Regions from separate parts of the Homo sapiens genome. Here region 1 is linked to region 2. A link is a loop called in an ENCODE intact Hi-C map of the cell type or tissue named here. Cell type or tissue: GM12878. All regions are shown on one strand. Each heading gives the region's core, and the rest is flanking DNA. Links, peaks and the distances in the headings are about the cores only. Region 1 holds the start of LOC124902797 (a long non-coding RNA gene). Region 2 overlaps IGSF9B (immunoglobulin superfamily member 9B).

Evidence for each region. A loop is a pair of places that touch in the nucleus more often than their neighbours do. Peaks named below come from ENCODE experiments on the same cell type or tissue, not always from the same donor. Only the 100,000 strongest peaks of a DNase experiment are listed, where the experiment ranks them.
Region 1: it touches region 2 in a loop (11-fold over the local background); 11 of 110 quality-filtered maps call a loop at or near these places.

Annotation. Positions count from the first base shown.
Region 1 is chr11:134,094,124-134,102,452 of GRCh38, reverse strand. All of the region lies in intron 1 of JAM3 (junctional adhesion molecule 3), which reads right to left. LOC124902797 (a long non-coding RNA gene) reads left to right here and starts at 7,768. Exons shown (of 2, transcript XR_007062960.1): 1 at 7,768-7,924; 2 at 8,105-8,329. In GM12878, for the core only: a CTCF peak has its summit at 3,678 (motif pointing right); no DNase peak of the experiment used is centred there.
Region 2 is chr11:133,923,376-133,931,704 of GRCh38, reverse strand. It overlaps IGSF9B (immunoglobulin superfamily member 9B), which reads left to right. Exons shown (of 20, transcript NM_001277285.4): 9 at 1-50; 10 at 136-252; 11 at 571-721; 12 at 1,923-2,034; 13 at 4,614-4,789; 14 at 5,740-5,966; 15 at 6,801-6,885. Among named protein-coding and RNA genes, the nearest start is that of MIR4697, 29 kb to the right of the region's middle. RefSeq lists enhancers at 597-891, 677-971, 539-1,211 and a silencer at 4,012-4,101. In GM12878, for the core only: CTCF peaks have their summits at 816 (motif pointing left) and 3,916; a DNase peak (open chromatin) is centred at 2,811.

The sequences.
Region 1 (8,329 bases), core at 89-8,088, 170 kb before region 2:
TCTGATTTTTAGAATTTTCAGCTTTTCTGCTCTGTTTTTTCCCCATCTTTGTGGTTTTATCTACCTTTGGTCCTCGATGATGGTGACATACAGATGGGGTTTTGGTGTGGATGTCCTTTCTGTTTGTTAGTTTTCCTTCTAACAGTCAGGACCCTCAGCTGCAAGTCTGTTGGAGTTTGCTGGAGGTCCACTCCAGACCCTGTTTGCCTGGGTTATCAGCAGCGGAGGCTGCAGGACAGCGAATACTGCTGAACTGTCTGGGTTTTATATGAACTCCATCCCTTACCATGCTACGTTGGGTATGTTACTGTGCCTCAGTTTTCTCATCTATGAAATGTCTAAATTAGTGCCTACTTCGTAAGGTGGCTGAGATAATTAAATAGGTTACTATAATTTTTACAGACAGGGTCTCACTTTGTCACCCAGGCTGGATTGCAGTGGCATGATCACAACTCCCTGTAGCCTCAAACTCCTGTGCTCAAGCAATTCTCCCACCTCAGACTCTTGGGAATACAGATGTGTACCCCACACCTAATTTTTAAATTTTTTGTAAAAATGCGGTCTTGCTATCTTGCCCAAGCTAGTCTCAAACTCCTGACCTCAGGCAATCCTCTCACCTCAGCCCCCCAAAATACTAGGATTACAGGCATGAGCTTATAAATGAGTTATCACACATAAAGGACTTATAAATTCCTGGCACATAGCTAGCACTCGATAAAAACTGGAGGAAAAAGAATAAATAAGGGGAGAAATATGATCAGATTTGTTTTTAAGATGATAAAAGGCAATACTTGTGGTAGTAGAGTATTATACCAAAAGAACACTATCATTACAAAGGCACAAAGGTTACTCTATTTTCTAGTGGACACTTTTTGGTATTAGAGCAATAGTATTATCAACAGGAATGCCTTAGCTAAACTCACAATAGAAACTTAAGCCTGGAGACATGCTTAGATTCCAGATACCCTGACTCACAGCTCTGTGTTCTCTCCACTAGGATGGAAAGAACACTCCACCTCAGTTCTCATCTCACTTCTTTGCTACCACTCTTTGAATAAATATTCTGGTCTTCTGCATTTCAAATGACTCTACTTATAGTTAAATAGCTGTCCTCCTTGAAAAGATTCAGTGTTTCCCAGAGCACAGCAATTATTATAGAACTGGGTTAAAACCCACATTTAAATTCAAACTTCAATGACAGTACCATTCTATAAATGTTAACACATTAATTTGCCATTACAATTAAGCAATATGTATGAAGTTCATAACTCAAGTATCACTGTTAAACTGCTCCTGGTTGTTTCTGTTTGAAGATGGGTAAGAACAGAGAAGAAATGTTCACAGTGCTTACACTGTTACCCCATGCTGGCTGTTTAGAATGGGGCAATATCTTCCTGAGTTACAAGGAGCACCAGGCACAGCAACATGTATCCTGGCTGACCACTTATACCGAGAATGGTTTATTGAAAGAAGACATAAACATCACTGTGATTTCAGGAAATTAACTTTAGTTAACTTTACTTCATTCACTTTTTTACTCAAAAAATATTTACTTTAAAACTAAGTGTTTGTCTAGTAAGGAAGCAGTATAATATAGTGGTTAAGAGCTGAAACTCTAGAACATCTGAGTTTGAAGTCTATCTCTACTGCTTATCAAGTGTTTCTGGCTTGGATGTTCACCAATCTTTCTGTTTTCTCATCCATACGATGGGGATAATTATAATACCTTTCTCCTCCAGTTGTAAGAGTAAGAGAGCATACGTAAAGTGCTGAGTACAGGACCTGACGCAGAGAATGCATTCACATGGTATCAGCCACTATTAGAGAACTGCTTTCTAGGTGCTGAGATTTCAGTGGTGTACAGACCCAAGGATGCCCTCAAGGAGCTCACTAGCAGTTGGGAAACAGGACTCAGATATATAAATACAGTGGTAACTCAAAAGTGGTCTTAAAGAGAAGGAGAGTCTAATTAGGGATTTTAAAAATCTGCTATAACCCATTCAATTTTTAGCTCCCCAAGGGATTTTCCTCACCATCTGGGCCATCAATGCAAGCGAGTTTGAAAAGCCCTCATAATTTTCCTATATCACACCTCCTCCTCAGCAAGAAAGGCTCTGTGGGTGGAAAGCAGCAAAGAACACTGTATGTTATGCAGAAAGCAATCGTTCCTCAGAAGACACAGGGCTCTGCAGAGCAGATGAGCCACAGAAACTTGTTTGGATCAGAAAAATGGGATCATTTCACTGAAGACCTAGAGATAGGAACTGACCACTATTTTTTTTTTAAGGAGGAAAGGGGGATTCACCTCAAAGTACTTTTCTAATCAGAAACAGAATTTGAGAAGAATTTAACATCTTAATTAAAGATATAATGTCACTCTCCCATGTCATGAGATTTAACTTTCATCAAAGGAGAGGTCTAACATTAAAGTCAGAAGTGACTTAAAAAATAGCACACATTGACTTAAAAGTATATTTTGGGTGACATTATTGGAAAATCTCCACTGAGCAAAGCAGAAAATGATGAGGTTAGAAAAATAAAGGAAGCAAGCCGGGCGCGGTGGCTCACGCCTGTAATCCCAGCACTTTGGGAGGCCAAGGCAGGCGGATGACGAGGTCTGGAGTTCGAGACCAGCCTGACCAACATGGTGAAACCCCGTCTCTACTAAAAATTCAAAAATTAGCCAGGCGTGGTGGCGCACACCTGTAATCCCAGCTACTCAGGAGGCTGAGGCAGAAGAATTGCTTGAGACCAAGAGGTGGAGGTTGCAGTGACCCAAGATCGCACCATTGCACTCCAGCCTGGGCGGGTGACAGAGCGAGATTCTGTCCCTAAATAAATAAACAAATAAATAGAAAAATACAGGAGGCAAAGGGCAGAAATCTTGAAAGAAACATAAAAATCAAGTACAGCACAACTTGCCTTACAAATGCAGTACAGTTAATTACAGATGACAAATACTGTCTTATCCTCAATACCACCATCAGAGAGAGGGCGAGACAGTGAGAAAAGGATCTAAATGGGTCCCTCAAATCCCCTTCTAAGTAGTGAGGAGTAGGAGAGAAAAAGAAAATGAAGCAAATAGAAACAGATTTCACCCAACTTGTTGGGACAACTCTGAAATCTGTTCCTGGGCCTGCCTTTCCCAGGCCAAGAGCTGCTTGCCCAGGCTTTTCCCTGAAACCTTCATTTTACAATTACCTCATTCCTCCCCCATGCAACCTGGTAGTATTATTTTTATTTTTATTTTTTGAAATAGGGTCTCACCCTGTCACTGAGGCTGGAGTACAGTGGCATGATCACAGCTCACTGCAGCCTCGAAACCCCAGGCTCAGGTAATCCTCCCACTTCAGCCTCCCAAGCATACAAGGACTACAGGCATGCACCACCACACATGGCTAATTTTTGTATTTTTTGCAGAGATGGGATTTCATCATATTTCCCAGGCTGGTCTTGAACTCCTGGGCTCAAGCAATCTGCCCACCTTGGCCTCCCAAGGTGCTGGGACTACAGGTGGTGAGCCACCACGCCTCTCCCTAGTTGCATTTAAATGAAGGCTTTCTGGAGACTGGTGTAACCCAAAGGTCTTTCTCTAGGCTGGAGTATCAGTGTGAATGTTAGTGGGAAACATGCTAGCTGAAGGAGTGCTTACTGAGCTATCCCTCACAAGTATCAGCAGGTGGAGCTCCACCTGCAAGCTAGCTCTGAAATCACCCTTAGGAAGTGCAGTATACCTCAAAATCAGGCCCAGAAAAAGAAGATACAATGCTGCTATTTGTCTAATTCATGAGTTCAGTGTACTTTGACAATGTCCTTGTTATGATGCAACAAGGATTTCTCTCTGCCATTTTAGCTAAGGCGAACATATAAGGAAGACAACTGACCCAACTACAGAGAATGAGTATCTATACTTGCCCCGACACTAATGGTTCTGACTTTAGATACATACTATTTCTACCTGGCACAGGTAGAAATAGTCTTGCTGTCCTTCACAATTGATTAAAACTAATTTTGCAAATCCCAAATTATCTCACGTGAACTTTCTAATGAGGTACATTTGGTTTTGATTATTGTGCTTTTTCCAAGAACTAGCTTTTTTTAAATTAAAAGACCTCTTTCAAAACAGAAGATTTCAGTTAATTTGGCATTGCTCTTAGTTTTCCTCTCTGAAGTTGAACTTTTGTGTCCACTCCTTCCCTAAAAAGCAGTCCATTTGTAAACTAAGTTTTCTGGATATAGGTGAGCTATATACATATGCATGCACAGTAAAAGGAATGGCTAGCTCTTCTTCCCCTGGAGAGCAGAGCTTGGGTGACACTTTAGCACGATGCCCTGGGTATACACTCAATCAATACTGACTAGGCCCAGGAGATGGATCTGATCCACATTTTTAGGGGAACTAAGCAGAAAAGGAGATGTTTCCTGCGTGCTTCATAAAGTATATAGGTTTTTCACTGACTGAAAATGATTAGAATATAGTCCTCACAATTTTATAAGCACTAAATTTTCAAGAACTGAAGGGCCAGAGTCCTTAATGTCATAAACTCAATATCTTACAGTGCAAAGTGTGTGTATATAAATATATATATACATATATATAAAAGAAAATTAAGAATAGACTTTAAATTTAAAAATCTGAAGATCACTCTTTTAAACTACTTTCCATGATCTGTAGAATTTATAAAGTGGCAACTTGTAATATAAAAATAAATCAAGAAAACATTATCCTGAAGTAAACATTATTTGGTCAGAAATACAGCAATTGTTAGTTTAAATGAAACATAATTTTAAATTGTTTTTAATGCTTTGCAACTTGAATTTTCCATTCCCTATAATGCCTCCCTTCTCCATTAGTAGAAAAAAACCGAGAGCTGACTACACAACCAGAAGTCAGCCTGCTCCTCAAACCCAGTATCAATAAGATGTGAGAAGAAATGTCCCTGCCAAAGACATTAAGTTGCATCACTAATGCTCCAAAGAGGTTCATCAAATGATTCCAGAGGTACTTGCGAATTTCACCGAATCTCAAATGAAGGAGTCAATACAACCTGTTCCTGAGCAAGTGCTGTAGAAGAGTGGCCAGCTGGGATTAATCTGTAGGCAAGGCGCCCTGAAATGCAGAACAGCAACCACAGACACTAAACACTGTTTCCAAAATTTGCCAACTTTCCTAGTACTCACTTAAGAAATTCCCTCTTAGAAATTGTTTCTAAGGAAAGTTCAAACTATTGAGGGAAGAGGATGGTAAAGAGTAATCAAAACACATTCACTATTGCCATTCCTCTCTCATGGTGTTTCCCCTCACCCTAAGCAGCTTGATGGGATGCGGGGGATGGGGTGTGGAGGGGACAAGAAAAAGGCTTTTCTGTATTATATATGACAAAGGGACTTCTGGAGGGCAGTGACTACATTCCAGCCCTCTTCCACAACCCCAAAACACACCACCACTGCACTCTCTCTGGGTAGTCCCCTAACAGTTCTACAAAGTGCCACATGTTAGCAAAATGTGGGCATACAGCTAATATTTAATGGTAATAATAAACCAAATTAAAGATACTAGATTTGCTAGATTTGGTGAATTATGAGAAAGCACAAACTGAGGAGTCCTTTATTAACTGGTACAGCATAGGTAAAGAATAATTCTGGCCAGTATCTACCCAAGGAAAGAAGAATCCAATCGTGTTCATTACTCATTAACTGAGCACACACCCCAATACAACAAAGAAGTCAGTTCAAAGCAAACCATAGCTGGAAACGTCAAAAGAAAACCATTCCTTGCTTGCAGGAAGGGAAAATGCAGAACTAGCTTTTAGATAATAGAAATGAGACTTCAGAGACTGCCTTTCCTTGGGTGAAGAGCAGGTGATTAGAGTCCCTAGTAAACATCTGCCCAAACAACTGGCCCCTGGATTTGAGAAGAAATTAAAATAGAGGAAATAACATAACATAATAAAACACTACTATGTACTGGCTATGAAGTACGATAAAGTGAAAGAAAGAACATACAAGCCCTTGCCTTATTGTTTGTCTCAACCAGATCCATGGTGCCAATCCAGACCCAGGCCTTCTGGATGGAAGTGAACAGACCAAGAAGATGATCAGAGAATCCAAACCCTTACCTATTTATACTAAACTGAAAGCTCACTCCAAGGATGTCAGTTCATTACATAAATGCCTTCTACACGGGCTGGGTGTGGTGGCTCACGCCTGTAATCCCAGGCCGAGGCAGGAGGATCACTTGAAGCCAGGAGTTCGAGACCAGAGACTGGGCAACATGGAGAAACCCCGTCTCTACTAAAAATACAAAACTCAGGCAGGTGTAGTGGCGCGCACCTGTCATCCCAGCTACTTGGGAGGATGAGGCATGAGAATCACCTGAACCCAGGAGGTGGAGGTTGCAATGGGCCAAGATCGCACTACTGCACTCTAGCCTGGGTGAGAGTAAGGCTCCATCTCAAAAAAACAAATAAATAAATAAAATGCATGGCAACTGACATCATGTACATCAACATTTGAGACACAGTGGGTTAGAGGGCTGTATGTGTCCACTGAGTGTTTGCAAGTCAAGGACAAAAACATTTAGAAACCTGTCTGAATCTTAGATGACAACATTTAAGATGTTTGTTATGTTTAAGATGTCTGGTATACTCAGTTTCTTCCTAAGATGGCGAAAAAGTAGCCCCTATTTAGTAAGTGGTCATGTAGCAAGTTAACAGCACACTCGTAACTGAGTACTTCCGTAGTGCTTTAACCTAGACTCTTTTGTTTCTATTTGATTTGCTTGATTTTGTATTTAATATTAGAACAAATCTTTTTTTTTTTTTTGACAGAGTCTCATTCTGTCGCCAGGCTGGAGTGCAGTGGCGCGATCTCGGCTCACTACAACCTCCGACTCCCAGGTTCAAGTGATTCTCCTGCCTGAGCCTCCTGAATAGTTGGGATTATAGGCATGTGCCACCACAACCAGTTAATTTTTTGTATTTTTAGTAGAAATGGGGTTTCACCATGTTGGCCAGGATGGTCTCGATCTCCTGACCTCGTGATCTGCCTGCCTCAGCCTCCCAAAGTGCTGGGATTATAGGCGTGAGCCACTGCGCTGGGCCTATTAGAACAAATCTTAGTCAAAAGACTTCATGTGCCAATAAAAAAAAAAGAGTTTTCCATATTTGCATTAGTACATGCAAACAGATCTTTAGAAGGTATTCCTAACAGGTGTATTTCTTCATTTAGACTGCACCATTCTGTTACAAAACCTATTTTCAGTAAGTGGGGAAACAATGCTGGTTTACTTTCTCTCTTCGAACTTTTCTGCCTCTCACATTTGTTTGACAGACCTAATGCTGACAGTTTTCTAAGATTCATTACTGAAATTTAACTAAATTTAACACAGCACATGAAGAAAAGAACCCAATATTACACTTTCATTCACTACATTAGACTTTCAGAATTCACTACCAAGCATATCTTTTAACATACGTGTTACATATGAAGGAAGCAGACTGCTGCCTATTTCCTCATTTATTAATATATTCAGTCATTTATTCAACAAATGTCGAACATTATTGAGCATCTAGCACGTACTATATTTGGGCCAAGAAATGCAGTGAACAATTCCTACTGTCATGGTCCCTGCCTTCTAATAATACACAAATAAACAACACACACAAACAACATTCTAATTCTACATATATAATTAATTGCAATTGCAATAAATACTATAAAAGTATAGGGGCCACGAAAGTGTATAATGGGGGTGTGAATCTGAGAGATCAGGAGATGCTTCCCTCAGGAAGTGACATTTAAGGTGGAACATGATGAATAAGGAGGGTTCAGGAGAAGCTTCCCTCAGGAAGTGACATGTAAGGTGGAACATGATGAATAAGGAGGGCTCAGGAGAAGCTTCCCTCAGGAAGTGACATGTAAGGTGGAACATGATGAATAAGGAGGGTTCAGGAGAAGTTTCCCTCAGGAAGTCACATGTAAGGTGGAACATGATGAATAAGGAGGGTTCAGGAGAAGCTTTCCTCAGGAAGTCACATTTAAGGTGGAACATGATGAATAAGGAGGGTTCAGGAGAAGCTTCCCTCAGGAAGTGACATGTAAGATGGAACATGATGAATAAGATGTAAGGTGGAACATGATGAATAAGGAGGGTTCAGGAGAAGCTTCCCTCAGGAAGTGACGTTTAAGGTGGAACATGATGAATAAGGAGGGTTCAGGAGAAGCTTCCCTCAGGAAGTGACATGTAAGGTGGAACATGATGAATAAGGAGGGTTCAGGAGAAGTTTCCCTCAGGAAGTGACATGTAAGGTGGAACATGATGAATAAG
Region 2 (8,329 bases), core at 204-8,203:
ACACTCTGGGGACCATGGGCCAGTCTGCCCCTGCGAGGCTTGTCCTGAAGGTGAGGTCCCAGGGCTGTGACGGCCTCCATGAGCTGGGCACCTGGATCCCCGGCCTCACGAGGGTGCCTGTGCTTTCCTCCCCAGGACCCCCCCTATTTCACGGTGCTACCAGGCTGGGAGTACAGGCAGGAGGCCGGCCGGGAGCTACTTATCCCCTGTGCTGCCGCAGGGGACCCCTTTCCTGTCATCACTTGGAGAAAGGTACCTGGGCCCTGGAGCCCTGGGTCTGCAGGGAGGTGTGAGGGCCCAGGGAGCCCTGGGGCTGCGGGGAGGTTTGAGGGCCCAGCGAGCCCCGGGGCTGAGGGGAGGTGTGAGGGCCCAGCGAGCAGTTCTATTCTGGACCTGCCCTGACCAGGCTAGATGCCGAGCAGTGAGCTGACCCTGAAGAGCGGCAGGCACTCGGGAGGAGGGCAGCGTGGGCGGGCCGGGGTCTCAGGCGCGTCCTCCCCATCTGCTTCGGGCTTCTCTCCTAACCCCCATTTCTGTTCCCACCCTCTTCCCTGCCCCTTGTTCACCAAGGTAGGGAAGCCCAGCAGAAGCAAGCACAGTGCCCTGCCCAGTGGGAGCCTGCAGTTCCGTGCCCTGAGTAAGGAGGACCACGGGGAGTGGGAATGTGTCGCCACCAACGTGGTCACGAGCATCACTGCCAGCACCCACCTCACCGTCATCGGTACGTGGCCGGCAAGGCTGGGCCGGGCGGCGGGGACAGAGCAGGCTGGCTGGGGGCGGGGTGCTGGACGCTGGGAGCGTCCCCTGGTGGCCGCTGCACTCTGCGGGCTCCCTTCCTAAGTCAGTGCAGCCCTGAACTCCGCGTCCAGCACCGGCAGCCTTTGCCCCCGTGGGCTCTGTCGGGGAAGGGCAGCGTGGCTCCTGTCCTCAGGGAGGTCTTTCTGGGGACAGGCCTGATGTCCACAGCAGCCCACCTGAGGGAAAGAGGCGGCTGTGTGGCTGGCAGGGACTGCAGAGCCTTGAGTTTAAGGGCCTTAGGGAGAGCTGGAGGGCTGGAATGAGGGAGACGGGGACTGTGCAGCATCTCAGATGAGGGCAGAGCTGAGACCTGCAGGCCAGGCCTGGCGTGCGGAGGCTGGGCAGGAGGAAGTTTCTGGGGTTCTGTGTCTGGGCGTTCCCGTTTCCGATTGCCCGAAGCGCGTGTCCCAGGACCTTCGCCTGGGCCCTCTCAGCCTGTCCTTCTGGGTCCTGACGGCTATAATCACAGTCACAGCCAATGCTTTTGGAGCCTTTACCACCAGTTTTAGGTTCTGTTCCAAGTGGTCTGCACAGCTCGTCCTTCACAACTCGGGAGGTGCGAGCTGGGGTTTCTCTAGTGTAGGTTCCTCGAAGCAGAGGTTGCCGTGGCCCGAATGCTTTCTCCGGCGTCACATCGCTAAGAAGTAGTGGGTCCGGGAATCGAAGCCAGGATGGGGCTCCTAACTGCTGTGCTGTGCTGCCCACATGCCAGCATTGGGGTGGGACGGAGTTGTCTTCTGAGGCCAGAGAACCTTACGGGAGGGGCTCTGTGGCTGTGCCTGCCGCCTTAGGAGAGAGTGTTTCTGTGCTCACCAGAGAAGCACAGGATTTGGGCCAGGACGAGGAGGGCTCTGGTTTCTGTTGGACCCATTCCTGATGCTATGTGATCTCCTAGTTGGACTAGACCGCACAGTGGGACAGGCTTCCTGCTCCAACCCCACTAACAAGCAGGGTCAGGGGAGTCGGCGCCTGAGAGCATCCCCGTCGCCCCCATCCCTTCACTTGCAGTATTGTGCTCCGCTGCCATGCGCTTCAGCCTCTCAGGTTCCCCACAGCCAGACGGTGGGCACCCAGCCACGTGGCTGAGTTCTTTTCAGTCTGAGAGGTCTCCACTTGATCTCCAGGCACCAGCCCCCATGCCCCGGGCAGTGTCCGGGTCCAGGTCTCCATGACAACTGCCAACGTGTCCTGGGAACCAGGCTATGATGGAGGCTACGAGCAGACATTCTCAGTTTGGTACGGACCTCTGTGAGTCACCCCGGCATGCTTTGCTCTCTGCTTCTCCCCTCCCCGGTCTTCCTGCAGGCTACCCCGGGTGGGGGGAGGTAGGAGGAGGCTGCAGTTCCTGGCCTGCCAGCCCTGCACAGACTGAGGTGGGTTGAGACAGTGATGAGGTCCTTGTGGGTGACGGGAGGGGTCTGAAGGGACTCTGGGCATGGCTGTGTCCCTGTGGCCTGAGGGGTCTGGGCCTCTCTGTGCCCTCTCCCTGCTCACGTGCTGCCTCGTTTTGCGTCCTGCTTCATCCTCTGGATTCCTCTGGAGCCTGGAAGAGACTCCTGCCCTTCAAGGGCTTTGTGAAATTGCCCAGCCTTAAGTGTAGAGTCTAGTTTTTAGACTAATTTTTTTTGTATTTTTGTATTTGTAATTTTTGTGGGTACATGGTACATACGTTTGTAGGTATGGGGTACGTGAGATATTTTGATATAGGCATGCAGTGTGTAATAATCGCATCAGGGTAAAGGGGTATCCACCCCTCAAACATTTGTCCTTTGTGTTCCAACAATCCAATTATACTCATAGTGGTTTAAGAATGTATGATACATTATTGTTGCTTGTAATCCTGTTGTGCTGGCAAACACCAGGTCTTACTGGTTCTTTCTCACTATGATTTGTACGTGTTCACCCTCCCCACCTCCTGTAGTCTAGTTTTTATTCTGTCTTTTCCCCAGAGGCCACAGAAACTGGTGTGGAGAGGTGATGCTCACTTCCCAGCCTTGGGGTCAGCCCCTGCATTTTCTCTCTAGGACCATGTGTTTCTCGATTGTTTTCATTCCTCTGTTGTCAGTTTAGCCAGATGCAGTCATATGAGGTCTTTGCGCAAACCTTAGGGTAGATACAGATCTCAAAAATGTGCCAAGCGGGGTGAGGGCAGGAGGCACAGGAAGGGAGGAGAAGGAAGCCTAGCTGACTCCTCCCACCCCCAAGGGCTGCCCCTCCCTACACTCCTGTTTGAGTAAGAGTGGCAGCCACCTGCCCTGCCCCGGGGGTGACAACCTTGAGCTGGGAGGGCGAGCCCCTCAGTGCCTTCTTTTAGACCTGTCTCACCTGCAGGTGTCTCTCTAGCCAGGCTCAACTCGAGGAGGGGGAGCTCGAGGGGAGGGGGAAAAGGCAGGCACCTGGGGCAGCTCAGGGGGTTCAGGGAGACCCCTTTATCCACTTCTCAGCAGCGAGGGAAGTTGAGAGGGGCACCCGCTCTGTCTCCCATCATGGTGGTTCGGTGGCTGCTTCCCGGGCGGAGTGTCCTGGGTGTCTTGATTCTGATTGGAGAACTGCACCTGGATGATGGGAGTTGCCGCAGCTCACCTCCCGTCCCCTTACTCTGTTCCTCCCGCAGCAGCGTGGGGGCCCTAACCAGCCTGCCCGGTGGCTGCTGGGAGACCGGTGCTGCTCAGCGCCTAGGTGTCCAGGGTGGGACATTTGGTGTGGTCAAGCTGTCTTTGGAGATGCCTGGGTGGGAGGTCTGGGCATACGATGGGGGGCTCAGGTGTAGATTGGGGCTCCCCTGCTGCTTGCGGTGCTGCTTCACGCTGCTGCTCCACGCTGCTGCTCATCTGCACTGCTTTTCCACACGTGGCTCCTCGCTGCTTTGTTGCCTGGGCCAGGGAAGGGCGGGGCCGAGGTTGGGGAGGTCTCCTTTCTTTCTGCCTGCCTCTAACTCTGTGCACTGACTCCGACGTTTGGCGCCGGCTTCTTTTTGTACTGCTTTCCGCTGCCTCATCTCACCCTCCTGGGCGTGCACGGTAGTGAGCCGGGACCCGGGAGTGGATCCTGGAGGGCACCCACCAGGTTACAGCTCAGGGCTGCAAGGAGAGGGCCAGTCCCACAGGACCATGTCTCCTCCCTGTGGTGACGTGGCAGCACTGCACCCATAGCCCTCCGGCTTTGCTGGGAGTTGGGAGCCTGTGGAACAAGGGAACACCCTCGGCCCGTCTTCCTACTCTCCATGCATAGCGTGACCTTCTTCCAACCCTTACGGCCTTAGGGATCCTGGCCCCACTGTGGGGAAACCCCTGGTCATTATGGTCTTATACCCTGGACATCTCAGGTGACTCCAGTCTGATTGGATGAATGAGCCCTGTGGGTTACCCGAGGCCCTACTTCAGCTGTCCCTGGGGGTGTGTGCAGCCAGGTCCTGGGCTCCTTCCCTCATCCTGCCACTGTTGAGCCGCTTATCCCCATACCCCAGAGCCTTACTCTCCCAAGGCAGAGCTTGTTCTTAGGGTTGTGACCAGGGTGGGATTCTCCCACAATGCAGCTGGTAATCCATCTGACCAGTGTCCTGAGCACGACTTGCACCTAAAGGCCCCTTTGGTAGAAAAGATGCCAGCTGTGGTTGGTGACCCAGCATCAGGAGGATTGGCACAGCCAAAGCTGGGCAGGGCATCCACTCTGGGCCATGCCCTCTTCTTGCCCTTGAACCTAGGAACGCCAGGCCCACCAGTGCCTTCTCCCTGAGCACCCTGCATGCACCCTCTTCTCTCCAGTGTGACCCACCCCGCCCCTCGTCCCCTATCCTGTCTCTCTCTTTTGGCCAGGATGAAGCGGGCACAGTTTGGGCCCCATGACTGGCTGTCCTTGCCAGTGCCGCCAGGACCCAGCTGGCTGCTGGTGGACACCCTGGAGCCTGAGACAGCGTACCAGTTCAGCGTCCTGGCCCAGAACAAGCTGGGAACCAGCGCCTTCAGTGAGGTGGTCACTGTGAACACTTTAGGTGAGGGCCCGGGGTGGGATGTTGGGAGCGGGGGTTGTAGAGGTGGTGGGGGCGGTGGCCCAGGCAGCTATAGCAGTCGGCCTCCTGTGTGCCGGTACCTTGCTGAGTGCTCCACAGAGCCGTGCCATCTGATCTCCCCGTGAGGATTTGTTGTGGTCTCTGTGGGGTTTGCTGGTCCTGCATCAGAGTGCCATTGGCCGAATTCCTGTTGCTTTTTCAGGTGGAAGAAAGACACTTAGAATTTTCTCTTTCCTTGTCAGGCCACATGTTTGCTTTCAGGGGAGATTGGGCATCCTCCCTCCTTGGCAGCGCCTGCCGGTTCTGGCCTCTGGCCCCAGCGTCACTGGGCGGTAGGCATGTGGCTGCCTCCCGCTGCAGAGTCTTCCAGGCCACCTTCCTGGAGGCAGCCTCATACTCCTCCCTGCCTGGCCACAGTTGTGTTTGCTCTGCTCTGGAGCCAGAGAAAGGGCCACTGTGAACAGGCTTTTCCTAGGTGGTGTAGGTGGCGCGACTCCAGCCCCTTTCCCAGAATCCGCTCCTGAGCGGCCGCCAAGGTGGACAGCAGTCTGGGATGCTCACCCCCAGTCCTTGGCACCTCTGTGGGGCCTTGTGTTGACCCCCAAACCCCGGCCAAGAAGGGAATGGAAAGAGTGACTGCTGTGCTGTGAGAAAGAAGATATCCCTAGCTCCCTGGAAGAGCACAGGAGATACTTTGATGACATTTAATTATTCCTCCTTCCCCATAGTTCCCATTTCTCTTCCCTTTTGCAGTACACGATTCCCTCATGTATGTTTAGACGTACTCTGAAGGCAGAACCCTGAAGCCCTGGGCCCCGGGCCCTGACTCTGCTTCCCTCTGGGCCCTGACATGTGCACAGGAGTGTGGGGGGTGCGGTGGCTGCCCTGGGCCTCGCTGATGCGCTGTGGTTCTTCTCCTTCCCCCGCCGCAGCATTCCCTATTACAACTCCAGAACCCCTGGTGCTGGTCACCCCACCGAGGTGCCTCATAGCCAATCGGACTCAGCAGGGTGTGCTCCTGTCCTGGCTTCCGCCTGCCAACCACAGCTTTCCCATCGACCGCTACATCATGGAGTTCCGTGTCGCAGAGCGCTGGGAGTTGCTCGACGATGGCATCCCCGGCACCGAAGGAGAGTTCTTTGCCAAGGATCTGTCACAGGTGAGGGCTTTGCTCTTCCTTGCTGCTGCTTCCCAAATCCGGGAAGCGACAAGACTCTAGAGGCACTGGAAGCTTTGAGTGACCAACTTTGGGTGTGTGAGGCCAGCCACATCCTGTACCTCCTCACCACTGGTCCTGGATTCTCCCAGACTCGCTACCAAGGCCTGGACTCCTCAGATCATGGCCCACAGGCTCGGGGCCAGCTCTGGGGCAGCGGGGACCTGTGTTCTACTGAGGGTCCCGGCACCGCTACAAGCTGGGCAGGGCAGGCTGAGAGGCCAGCAGGCGTAATCAGAGCACTGACCCCAGCCCTTGCTGAGCCTAACCTGGGGTGGGCAGAGAAGTTCCAAGAAGAATTCTCTTCTAGGTGTGTCCAGGGAAGAACCCCTTCTCCAGTAATTTAGAGCTCCTGGAAGAAAGTGCATTATCTCTTTTTCCAGTAGCTCCGTTAAACTTGGATATCTAGCTGGGGAGAGGAAGCAGCTGGTTTCCTAAGATACAGTCTCATCTATCTTTCTGTCTTCCTTCCTGGACACTTATTTATCAATAGTGGTTGCTGGAGTCGGCTCCCAGTGGCCCTGGAGAGCCTGTTGTACATATCTCTTCCCAACGCTTTCGGTGACCTCACGTTCGTAGCTTGAAGTCAGCCATTGTAAGAGTGTTTACACCACAGCAATTGGCCAGTGCTACCATCGCTTAGCATTAGACACTTAGCAGTCCTCCTGTGCTTTGGGTGCCCTGCCCTTTGCAAGGCTGTGTGCAGGATGAGTGTGTGAGGGGACAGTGGTCATCTCAGGTCCCTCGGCTGACTGGGTATTGTCCCTGGGGCTGCAGGACACGTGGTATGAGTTCCGGGTTCTGGCCGTCATGCAGGATCTGATCAGCGAGCCCAGCAACATCGCCGGCGTCTCCAGCACAGGTATTTTGGGTTGAGGGTGCTCTTGCAACTATAGGGACATAAGCCCCAGAGCTGCATGGGGGTCATTTTGTGAAATGGCTACTCCACGAGGAGAAGCTGGATTGGAAACTAAGGCAGTGCCTGGTTGCAGCTGCGTGAGTCATAGCCTTTCTTAAGCCCACCAGACCCATATTTCCATGATGCATGCTATTTCGTGAAGCTCAGAAGCTGAGTTTCTGACACTTGTATAAGACAGCCACAGAAAGAAATTCAACTAATCTTCTCATTATAGTAGTCAAAAAGGACTTGATTGAAGTGCTATTTGCTGTACATTTTCAGTTTCCTCTTGTCGGGGAGGGGCTGTGAATCGGAGGAAACAACAGGTCAACCATGTTTATCAAATGCTTGTGATAGACTTCTTTATAATTATGTGGGTTTTATTTGGAAAATTGTTGTTTGGTGTTTTCCTCCCTTCCTTCCTCTCTCTAGATTTTTAAGGCTAAATAAAGCCAATTCCCTAGCATTTTCTCCATTTATCTTTCTTTCTCTTGGCCCTGGTCCCATTTCTACACATCTTCTCTCCAGCTATAGTTCCTGAGACATAGCAGGTTCCTCCGCCAGTGAAGGGGTGTCCTTGGTATGGGAAAAGGCTCTTGCTTATAAGCAAGTGATGGCATCATTTCCTTGGGCACCGCTCACCCAGAGTCCCCTGGGACCAGGTGACAGTGACCTCGTCTGAGGAGCTCATGCAGCAGGACTTGTAGAGTTGGGGAAGTGCTGGTGTGGGCACACTGCAGGGAGCACGAGAGCAGGGGCAGGTGTGGAGTGCAATTTCTGCTTTATACATTAGGCATCAATGGGCTTTAAAAAAAAAAGGTTGTGTCCTACAGGTAGCAGAACCCACAGTCTTTCTTGACTTCTCTGTGGGGAATAGACTCAGAGTTGGAGGAACAGGGATGAGAGCTTGCATCCAAGGCTGGAGCTGAAGAAGGGGTGTTGTGTGGGCCCACCCCTGACCATTCTGTGCTCAGTAGCTCTATGCCAGCTCCTGGCAGGAAATGTGCCTCGTCAGACACTTCCACACAGGGGAAGGAGGAGGCAGCAGCCTCAGCATTCCCTGTATTAGGTCCCCCATTTCCAAAGGCTGTAGCTTTCATTTTCCCCTCAGACAATCAGCATCATCTGGATTATTTTTATCCATTATTATTATCGATGCAGCAATGAATTCTGGCCAAATACGTTACAATCTATCGATTCTGCCTTTGCTGAACCTAAGCAGTGGCACTTACCGACACAACTTTCCTATGAGTATAAGATGGTAGGCTGGTGTCTAGTCTTGGCTCGGTCATAACGAGCTCTGTAGACTTGGGCAGGAAAGGAGGACGTTCAGCTCCTTATGGTGAAACGAGAGATTTGGCTCCATCTCTGCTGTCCCTGCCAGCTCTAGGGTACTTCCGTACCTGAG